Linked DNA regions of Homo sapiens: region 1 is linked to region 2. A link is an interaction called in ENCODE POLR2A ChIA-PET data of the cell type or tissue named here. Cell type or tissue: Panc1. All regions are shown on one strand.

What was found. ChIA-PET counts read pairs that join two places held together with the same protein. Peaks named below come from ENCODE experiments on the same cell type or tissue, not always from the same donor. Only the 100,000 strongest peaks of a DNase experiment are listed, where the experiment ranks them.
Region 1: POLR2A ChIA-PET joins it to region 2 with 9 read pairs; 2 of 35 experiments call an interaction of 5 or more read pairs at or near these places.

The regions. Positions count from the first base shown.
Region 1 is chr6:142,021,282-142,029,281 of GRCh38, forward strand. All of the region lies in intron 1 of LOC105378031 (a long non-coding RNA gene), which reads right to left. Among named protein-coding and RNA genes, the nearest start is that of GJE1, 110 kb to the right of the region's middle. In Panc1, no CTCF peak of the experiment used is centred here; no DNase peak of the experiment used is centred here; H3K4me3 peaks cover 1,962 bases; H3K27ac peaks cover 3,773 bases.
Region 2 is chr6:141,799,493-141,807,492 of GRCh38, forward strand. LOC105378030 (a long non-coding RNA gene) reads right to left here and starts at 2,453. Exons shown (of 3, transcript XR_001744392.2): 1 at 1-2,453. In Panc1, no CTCF peak of the experiment used is centred here; no DNase peak of the experiment used is centred here.

The DNA of each region.
Region 1 (8,000 bases), 220 kb after region 2:
CTTCAACACTATTTTGTTTTATTTTTCTTATTAGTATAAGAAGGCAGGAATGTCAGGCCTCTGAGCCCAAGCCAAGCCATCGCATCCCCTGTGACTTGCACGTATACGCCCAGATGGCCTGAAGTAACTGAAGAATCAGAAAAGAAGTGAATATGCCCTGCCCCACCTTAACTGATGACATTCCACCATAAAAGAAGTGTAAATGGCCGGTTCTTGCCTTAAGTGATGACATTACCTTGTGAAAGTCCTTTTCCTAGCTCATCCTGGCTCAGAAAACACCCCCACCGAGCACCTTGCGACCCCTACTCCTGCCCGCCAGAGAACAAACCCCCTTTGACTGTAATTTTCCTTTACCTACCCAAATCCTATAAAACGGCCCCACCCTTATCTCCCTTCGCTGACTCTCTTTTCGGACTCAGCCCGCCTGCACCCAGGTGAAATAAACAGCCATGTTGCTCACACAAAGCCTGTTTGGTGGTCTCTTCACACGGACGCGCATGAAACAGGGTGCAGTGGCTCATGCCTGTAATCCCAGCACTTTGAGAAGCCACGGTGGGTGGATTACTTGAGCCCAGGGGTTCAAGACCAGCTTGGGCAATATGGCAAAACCCTCTCTCCCTGTCTCTGCCTGGCTAAAAAATTAGCTAGGGATGGTGGCCTGTGCCTGTAGTTCCAGCTAATCAAAAGGCTGAACTGGGAGGATCACTTGTGCCTGAAAGGTCAACTCTGCAGTGAGCCGTGATCAGATCACTACACTCCAGCTCGGGCAACAGAGGGAGACACTGTCTTCAAAACAAAAACAAAAACAAACAAACAAACAAAAAGTGGGTCTTCCCATTAAAGATAAGCTCGAATGATCAAGCATCCCAATGAATGCTTCGATGATCAATGATCAAGATTAAGAATCCCAGGTGTCCAGAAAAAACGTGATCATTAATTCCAAGGGACTGGTGAAGAAAGAAAGAACTCTAGGTCAAGAGCCAGAGAGAGTGGTCAGGAAGCAAACGTGATCGACAATGATGAAATCCAATAAAGCAAGCTGTAGGAAGAGGAGCCTGAAATTATGACATAACAAGTGAATGGAACACAACCAAATTTTGATACCCAGTTCCTGCAGTTAGTTGAGGTGGAAGAACATGTCCAGAGTGGTTATAAATATCAAAATATTCATAGGGAGAGATTAGCATGAGGATAAGAAAATGCCTTTTACTAGTAGATAATAGCTCTATGGTTTGTACAAAGGAGAGATTCTCCTGTGACCAGAGGGAAAAGAGTAATCTCACTCCCTGGAAAAATTTAGATGAAAGCCAGGGCTAATCTTAAGAGCAAGCAAAATAGATTGCAATCTCTGCAGTGAGATATATTTTTCTACTTCTTCAATAGTTATAGTTTTATTCTATATTCTTCTTATTTTTTCACTTAATAATTAAATAGCTAGTGCATTTCACGTTTCTAAAAATTAAAAATGTAAAGAAAAGTTATGAATGGGAAGGAATTCCTGCCACTACTCTGCTCTGTTTGTTCAGCACACCTCCCCCAACCATCCTCACCAGGTAACCACTTTATTGTGTATCTTTCCAAATTTCCTTCAAGCATATAAAATAAAAAAGCATACATTATTTTCTATATTTGTCTACCATTTATACACCAGGTCAGCATGCCATGCACACTGTCCTGTGACTTACACTTTTTATTTAACAAAGTATTTGAATAATCTTTCCATAATATTACAGAAATTTGTTGTATTTTACAGTTGGACATCATTGCATTGTATTGAAAACTTATATTTCATAACTAGTACCCTTTTAGAGGACATTTAGGTTGTCCCTAAGCTTTTCCAACTACAAATAATTATCCAATTAATAACCTTGTTTAAGAATCACATTTGGATGTGCAAGTATATTACAGCAATAAAGTCCCAGAAGTCAATGAGTTTGTCAAATTCTATTTGTCTTTGTAATTTTGACAAGAATTAGCAAATTGCCATCCACAGAGATCGAACCAAGTTACACCCTCACCAGAAATGGATGAGAGAACCCATGTTCCCAGAGCCCAGCTCAAAATATCTCAGATTTTTTCCATTTTTTGCTCACGTGATAGATTAAAAATAGGCATTCAACAAGCTTTTTTAATAAGGTTGAGAATTTTCCCGTATGTTAAATATCCACTTTGCATTATTTTCTGTGAACTGTCTGTTCATATTATTTGTCCTTTTCTCTGCTGAGTTATTAGAAAGTTTGACATTCAAAAATTTTAACAATCTATTTGGCACGATTCCCAGCCAGTGGCAAAAGATGCCAGCCCAATTAGAAGAAGTGCCAGATGTAAACACCTGGCATGTCCAGAGCAACACATTCCAGTGGAAAATTAGACCTGATGGTTGGTCTTTCTCCAGGTGTTTTCAGCATAGAAGAGCTGAAAATACTGTTTCCAAATTAATCTTTTATATTTTGACTCTGCTTATGTTATTTTTTGAAAGGCAATTCACGTGTTTTTTAGATAATTAAATTTTCAAACCTCTTTTATGCCATCTGCATTTTCAATTAAAATTTTCCACTCCAAATATTTTTAGCAAATTCTTTTATTTTGAGTACATATGATTTCAAATTTTTACATGTAGTCTCTTAAGACATTTGGATGTCATCCTAGTAGACGTTGTGAGATATAAATCCATCATTATTTTTACCAGATAGTTATTATTTGTCCAGCTATCTCTATTGATTAACCCTTCTTCTTCCCTAATGAAAACAATCTTACCCATATGCTAAATTTCCTTAAGTATTATAACTTATTTCTGCACTTTCTATTCTATTTCATGGATCTCTATCACATTAATTTAATTAGTAAGTCTTTATAATATGTTTTAAATCTTATATGTCTTATTCTATCCTCATTGCTCTTCTTTTACAAAGTTTTTCTATTTATTCTTGTTTATTTTCTTACATTAGATTTAGAGTCAGTTGGTATAGTTTCTTTCTTCAAAAAAGATGTAGGTGTCATTTTCATATACTTCTCATGAAAACAAAAAAAATTAGAGGCGAACTTAGTAATATCTAGCAAAATTGCATGTGCATTTTACCTTTTGAACATGTCATTCTAATTCTAGAGACCTAGACCAGATATTTATTAGCAAAAACATAAAAAGACATATGCACAAAACAATTCATTGCAGCACTATTTATAATAGCAAAAAGCTGGAAAGCCTAAACTACTGTCAATAGGAGGCCAGTTGAATAAAATATGTCTACCTACACAATGGAGTAAAGAGTAGCTGTTTGTATTGAGGATTATCTCTCTATACTATTATGGAGTGATCTGAGTTAAGTGGTATCTAATGAGTTTTTAAATTTTCCTCTGTTTCTCTGAGCTTTTACCTATTGTCACTTGTTTTTAGTGCATTTTGTTTTTTATCAGTGGATTAAATAGTGATTAATCCCATTTTTTCTCAAAACAAACAGCTTTCATATTTATTTTACATTTTTTCTGTATTTGAATGCATTTTGGGGTTATTTTATAATCTCTAGATTCGGATGCTTCATAACTTTATTTAAATTTTCTTTATTGTTATATAACTATTTAAGTCTGTGCATTTCTTTTTAGCACTCCTTCAGTGAATTCCATAGTTATTCAATGTAATGTTTTTATTGTTTTCTAGGAATTCTACAATTCCAGGTTGCATTGTATATTAATTCTAGAGAAGTTTAAAAGTTATTGCTTTGTTTGTTTCTTTTAATTTCCAGACAGAAGTACCTTTTTATTTTCTGGTTTTGTTATATTTTCTATTTTTACCACATTTCAATCAGATAAATTTTCTATACTATTTACATTTTATGGAATTTCTTGAGGTTGCTTCATGAGCTTTTAAATGGTTAATTTTCATAAATGCAACAAGGACACTTAAAAAAATCCATTATTCTTATTTTTCAGGGATCAAAGTTTGGTACATACCAATCAAAGGAACTTTTAAAATTATGTTATTTATTTCATCATAGCCTTAAATTTTGTCCAGTTTGATCTGTCATAGACTAAGAAAGGTAAATTCATTCGCTTGCAGTAAGTGGATATTTTCTCCTTTCGTCTTCTATATTTTCTCAGCTACTTCTGTATATCTCCATTTTAAATTCCTCATATTAGCATTACAAAGGGCCTTCTCTTCTTCTTTGAATAATTGATGGACTAAATTGCATTTTGTTTAATATCTTAAAGTCAAGATCTCCACATTATTTTTATTTGCATTTGGCCTGGAAATACATTTGCCCATTTCTCTCCCAGATTTTCTAGATTGTCTTGCTCACTGATGTGATTTTTAACCTAGAGTTAGTTTCGTTTATGGTGTAATATGAAAATCCATTTCTTTTAATGGATGGATAAGTCCATTAATATTTACTGTTTGTAAGAATAACATACCCAGGAATACAGGTAACTAGGCAGGCAAAAGACCTCTACAATGAGAACTACAAAACACTGCTCAAAGAAATCAGAGGTGACACAAACAAACAGAAAAACATTCCATGCTCATGGATAGAAAGAATCAATATTGTTAAAGTGGCCATATTGTTCAAAGCAATTTATAGATTCAATGCTATTCCTATGAAACTACCAATGACATTTTTCACAGAACTAGAAAAAAAAATTTTTTTTAATTCATATGGAACAAAAAAGGAGCCCAAACAGCCAAGGCAATCCTAAGCAAAAAGAACAAAGCTGGAGGCATCATGCTACCCAACTTTAAACTGTACTACAGTGCTACGTTAACTAAAATAGCATGCTACTGGTACAAAAACAGGCACATAGACCAATGGAACAGAATACAGAGCCCAGAAATAAGGCTGCAAATCTACAGCCATCTGATCTTCAACAAAGCGGACAAAAACAAGCAACAGGAAAAGGACTCCTGATTTAATAAATGGTGCTACGATAACTTCTTAGCCATATGCAGAAGATTGAAAATGGACCCCTTCCTTATGTTACAAGAAAGAGGTCCCAATCCAGAGCCCACGGGAGGGTTCTTGGATCTGGCGCAAGAAAGATTTCAGGGCGAGTCCACAGTGCAAAGGAAAAGCAAGTTTATTAAGAAAGTAAAGCGGTGAAAGAACAGCTACTCCGTAGAAAGAGTAGGGTGTTCCTGAAAGTAAGAGGAGAAATGCGTCCACCCAAAGTACACTACTCGTATATGTAGGATAAAAAAAAAGATCATGGGGAGATGTGCTGTGATACAAGCCTTTGTGATAAAGGATTAATTTTCTTAATACTATATTTTGCAAGAATTAGTATTATTATCTTTAAAGCAAAATCAGGAATGCCTTTGTTCTTAAGATATTGAGGTATTAGGACACTCCTAAGTCTGGATCTGTTTAGCAAACATTATCCATCTGCTCCCTTAACCATAAACACCTAGAGGCTAGGAATACCTAACTTCTGGAATGTAGCCTAGCAAGTCCCAGCCTCATTTTCCTGGCCCTCACTCAAGATGGAGTCATTCTGGTTTCAATGCCTCTAACACTTACACCCTATCCAAAAATCAACTGAAGATGAATGAAAGACTTAAATGTAAAACCCAAAGCTATAAAGTCCCTGGAAGCCAGTCTAGACAGTACCACTCTAGACATAGGACCTGTCAAAGATTTCAAGTTGAAAACACCAAAAGCAATTGTAACAGAAGCAAAAATTGACAAATGGGATCTAATTAAACTAAAGAGCTTCTGCACCGTAAAATAAATTATCACATAGTAAACAGAGACAACCCACAGAATGGGAGAAAATTTCTGCAAACTGTGCATCTGACAATAGTCTAATATCCAGCATCTATAAGGAACTTAAATGTATAAGAAAAAAAACAACTAAGAAAAAAACAAACAACCCCCATATGGTTTGGCTGTGTCCCCACCCAAATCTCATATTGAATTCCCACGTGTTGTGGGAGAGACCTAGTGGGAGGTAATTGAATCATGGGGGCAGGTCTTTCCCGTGCTGTTCTCAAGCTGTTCTCATGATAGTGAATGAGTCTCATGAGACTCATATTTTAAAAAGGGAGAGTCCCCCTGCACAAGCTCTCTTCTCTTGTCTGTTGCCATGTGAGATGTGCCTTTCACCGTCTGCCATGATTGTGAGACCTCTCCAGTCACATGAAACCCTAAGTCCAATAAACCTTTCTTTTGTAAATTGCCCAGTCTCAGGTATGTCTTTATAGCAGCATGAAAATGAACTAATACAAACCCCATTAAAAAATGGTAAAAGGACATGAACTTTCCAAAAGAAGACATGTATGTGGCCAAGAAGCATACGAAAAAGAGCTCAACATCACTGATCATTAGAGAAATACAGATCAAAACCACAATGAGATACCATCTCATACCAGTCAGAATGGCTATTACTAAAAAGTCAAAAAATAACAGATGCTGGCAAGGTTGTGGAGATAAGGGGATACTTATATCCTGCTAGTGGGAGTGTAAATTAGTTCAACCACTGTGGAAAGCAGTGTGGTAATTCCTCAAAGAATTAAAAAGGGAACTACTATTTGACCCAGCAATCCCATTACTAGGTATATACCCAAAGGAATATAAATTGTTCTACCATAAAGATACATGAATGTGTATGTTCATTACAGCACTATTCACAATAGAAAAGACATGGAATCAACCTAAATGACCATCAGTGCTAGACTGGATAAAGAAAATGTGGTACATATACACAATGGAATACTATGCAGCCATAAAAATGAATGAGGTCATGTGCCTTGCAGGGACGTGAATGGAGCTGGAAACCATTATCCTTAGCAAACTAATGCATGAACAGAAAACCAGCTACTTCATGTTCTCACTTATAAGTGGGTGCTAAAGGATGAGAACACACGGACACATAGAGGGAAACAACAGAAACTGGGGCCTGAGGGTGAAGGGTGGGAGGAGGAAAACGATCAGGAAAAATATCTAATGGGTACTAGGCTTAACACCTGGGTGACAAAATAATCTGTACAACAAGCCCATGACATGAGTTTACCTATGTAAGAAACCTGTACATGTACCCCTGTACTTAAATAAATATGTGTGTGTGTGTGTGTGTATGTGCACGCATGTGTGTGTGTAATAGTTGAAATAAGTTATTTGGGCTTTTTAAATAATTTCAACTATTATTTTAAATTTGGGGGTGCATATGCAGGTTTGTTACATGTGTGTATTGCATGATGCTGAGTTTTAGGGTAGAAATGATCCCATCACCCAAGTAGTGAGCATAATACTTAGGTCATTTTTTAGCCTTTGCCACCCTCCCTCTCTACCCCTGCTAATTGTCCCCAGTGCCTATTGTTTCCATCTTTAGCTCCATGTTTGCCCAATGCTTAGCTCCCACTTGTAAGTAAGAACATGTGGTATTTGGTTCTCTGTTCTTGCATTACTTTGCATAGAATAATGGACTCCAGCTGCATTCATGTCGCAACAAAGGACATGGTTTCACTCTTTTTTATGGCTGTGTAGTATTCCATGGTGTATATATACATTTTCTTTATCCAGTGCATCATTGATGGGCACCTAGGTTGATTCCATGTCTTTGCTATTGTTAACAGTGTTGTGATGAACACAGACGTGCAGGGGTCTTTTTGGTAGAACGATTAATTTTCCTTTGGATATATATTCAGTAATGGGATTCCTAGGTCAAATGCTCATCCTGTTTTAAGTTCTTTGAGAAATCTCCAAACTGCTTTAACATAGTGGCTGAACAAATTTACATTCCTTCCAAGAGTGTATAAGTGTTCCCTTTCTCCACAGCCTCACCACCATGTTACTTTTTGACATTTTAATAATGTCGATTCTGACTGATGTGACATTAATATTTGTTGACATGCAGATGCCAATAAACATTGCCCTGCCAGAAATATCTATCTGTTGCACCACTTGGGTGTGTGCTTTTAGGGGGATTTCCTCTCAAGTTTCAGCTATTAGCTCTTCACCATGTATTTTTCTTTTCTGAGTATCTCTGCCGTACTCTGTACATAGTTCTCCCTG
Region 2 (8,000 bases):
AAGAAACTGAATCACGGGAGTGGGTCTTTACTGTGCTATTCTCATGATAGCGAAAAAGTCTCATCAGATCTGATGGTTTTATAAAGGGGAGTTTCCCTCCACAAGATCTCTTCTCTTGTCTGCCACCATGTGAGACGTGCCTTTCACCTTCTGCCATGATTGTGAGACCTCCCCAGCCACGTGGAACTGAGAGTCCATTAAACCTCTTTCTTTTGTAAATTGCCCAGTCTCAGGCATGTCTTTATCAGCAGTGTGAAAACGAACTAATGCAGTAAATTGGTACCAGTAGAGTGGGGTGCTGCTGAAAAGACACATGAAAATGTGGAAGCAACTTTGGAATGGGGTAACAGATAGAACTTGGAAGAGTTTGGAGGGCTCAGAAGAAGACAGGAAAATGTGGGAAGATTTGGAACTCCCTAGACTCATTAATGGATTTGACAAAAATGCTGATAATTATATGGACAATGAAATCCAGGCTCAGGTGGTCTCAGATGGAGATGAGGAACTTGTTGGGAACTTAATCAAAGATACTGTTGTTATGTTTTAGCAAAGAGACTAGCAGCATTTTGCCCCTGCCCTAGAGATTTGTGGAACTTTGAGCTTAACAGAGATGATTTATGGTATCTGGCAGAAGAAATTTCTAAGCAGCAAAGCATTCAAGATGTGACCTGGATGCTATTAAGGGCATTCAGTTTTAAAAGGGAAACAGCATAAAAGTTTTAAAATTTGCAGCCTGACAATGGAACCTCAGCCTATATTTCAGAAGATGTATGGAAATACCTGGATGCCCAGGCAGAAGTTTGCTGCAGGGGCAGGGCCCTCATGGAGAACCTCTGCTAGGGCAGTGCAGAAGGGAGATGTGGGGTCAGAGTCCACATACAGATTCTCTTCTGGGGCACTGCCTAGTATGAACTGTGAGAAGAGGACCACCATACTCCTGACCCCGGAATGGTAGATCCACCGCCAGCTTGCCACGTGTGCCTGGAAAAGCTGCAGACACTCAACACCAGCTTGTGAAGGCAGCCAGGAGGGGGGTTATAACCTGCAAAGCCACAGGGGCAGAGCTGCCTAAGGTCGTGTAAGTCCACCTCTTGTATCAGTGTGACTTGGATACGAGACATGGAGTCAAATGAGATCATTTTGGGAGTTTTAAGATTTGACTGCACAGATTTTGGAATTGCATGGGGCCTGTAGCCCCTTTGTTTTGGCCAATTTTTCCAATTTAGAATGGTTATATTTACCCAATGCCTGTACACCCATTGTATCTAGGAAGTAACTAACCTGCTTTTGATTTTGCAGGCTCATAGGCGGAAGGGACTTGCCTTATCTCAGATGAGACTCTGGACTGCAGACTTTTGAGTTAATGGTGAACTGAGTAAAGATTTCAGGGGACTGTTAGGAAGGCATGATTGGTTTTGAAATGTGAGAACATGTGATTTAGGAAGGGCCAGGGGTGGAATGATATGGTTTGGCTGTGTCCCCCCACAAATTTCATCTGAATTTCTATGTGTTGTGGGAGGGACCCAGTGGGAGGTCATTGAATCATGGGCGTGGGTGTTTCCCATGCTGTTCTCATGATAGTGAATGAGTCTCATGAAATCTGATGGTTTCATAAGGGGGAGTTTTCCTGCATAAGCTCTCTTTTTGCCTGCTGACATCCATGTAAGATGTGACTTGCTCCTTCTTGCCTTCTGCCATGATTGTGAGGCCTCCCCAACCAATGTGAAAGTGTAAGTCCACTAAACCTCTTTCTTCTGTAAATTTCCCAGTCTCAGGTATGTCTTTATCAGCAGCATGAAAACAGACCAATGAAACCATCTGCATGCAAAAATTAATAAATCTAGGTACAGGTCTTTTATCTTTCACAAAAATTAACTCAAAATGAATTATTTACCTAAATGTGAAGTGCAAAACTGTAAATCTCCTAGAATATAATATAGAGGATAAACAAAAATCTAGTTGACCTTTGGTATAAAACGTTTTTTCCACACAGAAATCACCATATGAGTGTTTATTACAGCTTTATTCATAACTGCCAAAACTTGGAAGTAATCAAGATGTTCCTCAGTAGTGGAATGGATTTCTAAAAACTTGTGGTACATCCAGACAATAGAAGATTATTCAGTATTAAAAAGATACGAGCAGCTGGGCGTGGTGGCTCACGCCTGTAATCCCAGCACTTTGGCACTTTGGGAGGCCAAGGAGGGCGGATCACCTGAGGTCAAGAGTTCGAGATCAGCCTGGCCAACATGATAAAACCCCATCTCTACTAAAAATACAAACATTAGCCGGGCGTTGTGGCAGGCACCTGTAATCCCAGCTACTCAGGAGGCTGAGGCAGGAGAATCACTTGAACCCAGGAGGCGGAGGTTGCAGTGAGCCGAGATTGTGCCATTGCACTTCAGCCTGGGGACAAGAGCGAGACTTCGTCTCAAAAAAAAAAAAAAAAAAAAGATACGAACAATCAAGCCATGAAAAGACATGAGGGAAACTTGAATAAATATTACTAAGTGAAAGAAGCTGATCTGAAAAGATGACATACTGCATAATTCCAACTATATGACATTCTAGAAAAGGCAAAACTATAGAGATAATTTAAAAAGCAATGATTTCCAGCAGTTAGAGGGAAGGGGAAGATAAGTGAGTGGAGCACAGGATTTGGGGGCAGTGAAAGTATTCTGTATGATATTGTAATGATATATACATGTCATTATACATTTGTCAAAACATGTAGAATGTACATCAAGCATGAAACTTAATATGAACTATGGACTTCAGATAATTAAGATTTGTCAATGTCAGTTCATCAGTTGTAAAAAAATGTACCACTGTGATGTGAGATGTTGGTAGTAGGGGAAGCTTGCATATATGGGTACAGCGGGTATATAGAGAATCTGTGTACCTTCTAATCAATTACTCTGTGACCATACAGCTGCTTTGAAAGTAAAGTCTGTCTTTAAAAATAAGATTTAAATTGGCTAACTCTTCACAGTAAAGAGAACAGGAAAGAAAAAAGCAGCAACACAATTCTGAAAACTGAAAAATAGAGAGACAGTGGCTATTGATGTAGCTGACTAGAGAAAGTGGATTTCATTCAAGTAGCAGCAAGAACAAAAATAGAGTTTGGCAAACTCACAATATGATTAAAATAATTTACTTTTCACCAGAGGGTTTGGAAGATAAATTTGAGAACAACTACTCATGGGCAAAACTAAAACAAAAGAGATAAGATAAAATACAAAATAATACTAGTCTATGAGGTAGAATACTTTAAAAGACAACTTCAAAGAAGAGAGGAAAAGGAACTGGGTCAATTTGTGAATAAAATTTCAAAGACTAATATCCTAAATTGAAGGACATTTTCTTTTTATATTTTTTATTTTTATGGGTACATAATAGCTGTATATAGTTCTGGGGTACATGAGATGTTTTGACATAAGCATGCAACGTGAAATAGGTACATCGTTAGAATGGGATATCCATCCCCCTTAAGCATTTATGTATTGAGTTTCAAGCAATTCAATTACACTCTTTAAGTTATGTTAAAATGTACAGTTATTATTGACTATACTCACCCTTTTGTGCTATCAAATGGTAGAACTTATTCATTCATCTATTTTTAACCTATTAATAATCCTTCTCCCAGGCCCCATTACTCTTCCCAGCCTCTGATAACCATCCTTCTACTCTCTATATCCATGAGTTCAATTATTTTGATTTTTAGAACCCATAAATAATTCATGTGTTAGAATTCTGAATTCCTTGTCTGTGTTATCTTGAATTTATTTGTGTTTCTTCAACCAGCTATTTTGAGTTCTCTGTCTGAAAGTTCACATATCTCTGTTTTTCCAGGATTGGTCCGTGGTGCCTTATTGAGTTCATTTGGTTAGGTCCTGTTTTCCTGGATGGTGTTGATACTTGTAGATGTTCTTTAGTATCTGTGCGTTGAAGAGTTAGGTATTTATTACAGTCTTCCCTTTCTGGGTTTATTTGTACCTGTCCTTTTTGGAAAGGCTTTTCAGATATTTGCAAAGACTTGGTATTGAGATCTAAGCTGTTTTTATTTAAGGGACACCCCAAGCCCAGTAATGCTGTGATTTTTGCAGACTCATAGAGGTCTTGCCTTGAGGGTCTTGGACATGATCTGAGAGAATTCTCTAGATTACCAGGCAGAAACTCTTGTTCTCTTCCCTTCCTTTTTCAAAATATATATAGTCTCTCTCTCTCACTTTCTCTGTTCTGAGCCTCCTAAAGGTTGGGGTGGAGAGACACAAGCACCCCTGTGGCCACCATCACCACTACAATTGTGCCGGGTCAGACCTACAGTCAGTACAACACTAAGTTCCCACCAAGGCCTGCTGTAACCACTCCCTGGCTACTACTTATGTTTGCTCAAGGCCCTGTGGCTCTACAATCAACCAGTCTCAAAGCCAGTCAGGTCTGTGTCCTTCTCTTCAGGGTGGTGAGGTCCCCCAGGCCCCAGGTTCGTACTGAGGTACCATCCAGGAGTCAAAGCCTTGAGTAAAAAGTCAAAGAACTCTAACTGCTGTTCTATTTTCCTGTAGCTAAGCTGGCATTGAAACCACAAGCCACAGTCCTTCCCACACTTTCTTCCCCTTTCCAAAGGCAGAGGAGCTACTAGAGTTATTTTGGGTAAAAAAACTAATACATGGCCCATTACGTTATCGCCTATTGAACTGATGAAGACGTCATCCAAATAATCCAGCTACCACGGGTTTTTAATTAATGGAGTCTCACATCCTATATCTGCTTTTTAATTTTAGATCTCGTAGAAATTACTAAACTTATAAAGTCATTTCAAAATTCCAGACAGCCACTGCCCGGAATTTAAACCAGCACTTTACTTGTCAGGTGTCGTGCAGGTCATTGGAAATGAAAGAATACATCAGGAAAAAAAAATATATATATATATACCTTAAAAGATACAGTATTAAAATATACAGTAGTCCACCCTTATCTGTAGGGGATGTGTTCCAAGACTCCCAGTTGATGTCTGAAACCGCAGATAGTACTGAGTCCTATATATACTACATTTTTGCCTATATATACTACATTTTTGCCTATATATACACACATATGAATAATTTTCATTATAAATTAGGCACAGTAAGAGATTAAAAATAATAACATAGAATAATTATGACAATATGCTGTTCATAATTTCACACAGAAGGTTTGTTCTTACCTTAGATCTTAGAAACGTCAGCATATGTGGTTTTTTCTCTCCTTAAGTCAGAAACTTTCACCATTTTACTTAAAGGAAGCACTGTACAGCTTCTCTTTGGCACATCCGAATTGCCAGCATCACTATTCTTTCACTTAAGACAATTATTAAGTAAAAGAGAGTGACTTGAACACAGGCACTTCATTCCCGAGACAGTCAATCTGATAACTAAGATGGCTACAGAGTAACTAGCAGGTGGGCAGGATATACAGAATAGCTCCTCCAGACAAGGGGATAATTCACATCCTGGTGGGATGAAGCAGGACAGCTAGAGATTTCATCACACTACTCAAAACAGCATACAATTTAAAACTTGTTGTTTATTTCTGGAATTTCCCACTTTAACATTTTTGGTCAGAGAGTAACCAAAACTGCAGAAAGCAAAACCACAGATGGAGGACTACTGTAGAAACAACTGAACTTATCACTTACAGGAGCAATTTTAAATATTTATCACTAATTTCTACATCCATATATTAATCTTACAAAGTAATTTTTTAACCTAAAAAAAGATCTGTGAAAAGAATAATTTTAATGCAACATTTTATTGCAGACGCAGGCTTTAAATGTTCCAATGACAGAAAACAGGTGTCCAACAACTACTTTAGATTTAGTTACATATTTTACAGTAATCATGGATGATCTGGATAACCTAAACAAGAGAGAAAGCAAGATGTTGAAAGGTATGGAAATATTCTCTTTTAAAAAGTTGAAGAAATGGTTTGTGTTTGGCTTTAAGAGGAAGTAAGTCTAGGGAGACTCCTGAGTGATGTACTGAAATGGCTCACAAGTTCCCATGAAAATAAATGAAGAGACAGAATGTACATTATCTGGAAAGTTGAACTTAGTCAAATGGTGACAGAAGCAGAATTTGTGTAGTTTTACAATTCTGCAAAATTTTTTCACATAATAGACAAGAAAAGTCAAAAGCAGTGGTTCTCAGCCAAGGTTGATTTTGTGTCCCATGTAACACTGTTAAGTCTGGAGACATGTTCTCACAATTCTGGATGGGAGAAGAGAGCATTACTGGCACCTAGCATGTAGATGCTCCAGATGCTAGTAAATATCCAACAACGTATACAGCCAACAGCCCAAAACAATTATCCAGCCCCAAAAGACCGCAGCACCACGATTGAAAAACTTCTTGTAAATTATGGAAATGTACTGAAGGAGACCAGATGCCCAACAGGTTCTGAGGTTTTTTCAGTCTCATTAATCTAGCAGAAACTTAGCAGCTCCTTCAGTATCATTACAGGATTCTTCTCTGTGTCCTTGTATTCAAGAAATTTACACTCTACACCCTTAAGTACAGATAATTGTATGAAAAAGATAAATAGCAGCATAAAATAAAAAAAGAATAAAAGTTTAAAATAGAAAGGTGCCCTAAGACTTCAAAGAAAAAGATGGAATGTAAACATATGAATTAAGTGTACTCATTCTGGGTGCTCTGTGAATTCCAATCCCAATTTTAACAGTTTCTAGTTATGAAGCTAAAGGTCAAATCCTTGCCTTCCAGAAACCTCCACACCCTCATCTGTAAAATGGAAACCTTTTAGGTTAGATGTGAGAATTCAGTAAATTATTATTTTGAAAATGCTTGTAAAAATGCCTGGCACATCATGTCAGAAGTAAATATTGCTATGATGATACCAATATCATATGATATGGATATGGATATAGATATGGATATGGATATGGATATGGATACCAAGCATCCAGACATATTTTTATGGAGAAGATGAGATTTGATCTGGAATTACAGAGGAAGACTTTAGATAGGTGAAAAAGAAAAAGAAATGGCATTTTATGTAAGGAGAGCATCATGCTATGCTGAATGAAATGAACAGGCTTCCCCTCCCCTGTCTCTTTTAAAGTGCATTCCTGGCAGCTTCTCCCTCTTTCCGTTCTCCCCAGAACCTCCTCGGTAGTCATTTTCAATCTGAACCAAGGTGCTACATAAGGTGGCTTCATTAAATAGGATAGGACTAAAATAAGACAAAAACTATCTTTCTATACTCTCAAATATTTTTTCTGCATTTCACAGGTCAATTTACTTATTTAAAAAAACTGTTTTTTCATGTTTTTCATCAATTTTTTAAATTGACTCACATGTCAATTATACATTTCACAAGCATTAAGGAAGAAGAACTAAGCTATATAAAAGGCATCCTATTTTCCATATGCATTAAACGTCTATAACAGAAACAAAAAATTGGTGCATGGTTTCCAATGTTATGGTAAGCTGCATGACGTCCCTGGTGTGGGTTTCAATCTATTTTGGAAGGGGAATAAGTCATACGTTAAACTGAAATCCAAAATAAAGCTGTGTCTCATTCAAACATCACATAAACATCATAATACATTTTCATCTGGGAAAAAGAAAAAATTTCTAAACATATCCTAAATTGAGGCAGCATCATAAATAACAAAATGAAGCCACTGCATTCACCTACATGCAGGTAATTTTTAAAATAATCTAGTCACAATAACATGTATTGTTTTCCTAGAAAATAAATAAGACTGGAGAACATAAGCAATTTCCTCCAAGGTCATTCAGCATATTTTTAAGGGTAGAATCAGAAATGCAATAAGCTTACAACAAGATTTTTAAACTTGTTGGTTCTAGAAAGCATAAAGATTGCTTTTGGGGTCAGAGACTATAGCCCCTGGTGTAAAACGATAACATAGGTAAATCAATGCCTGTCACAGGCCATACTCTATTTTTTGGAATTAATGCTTCCAAAAATTCACAATC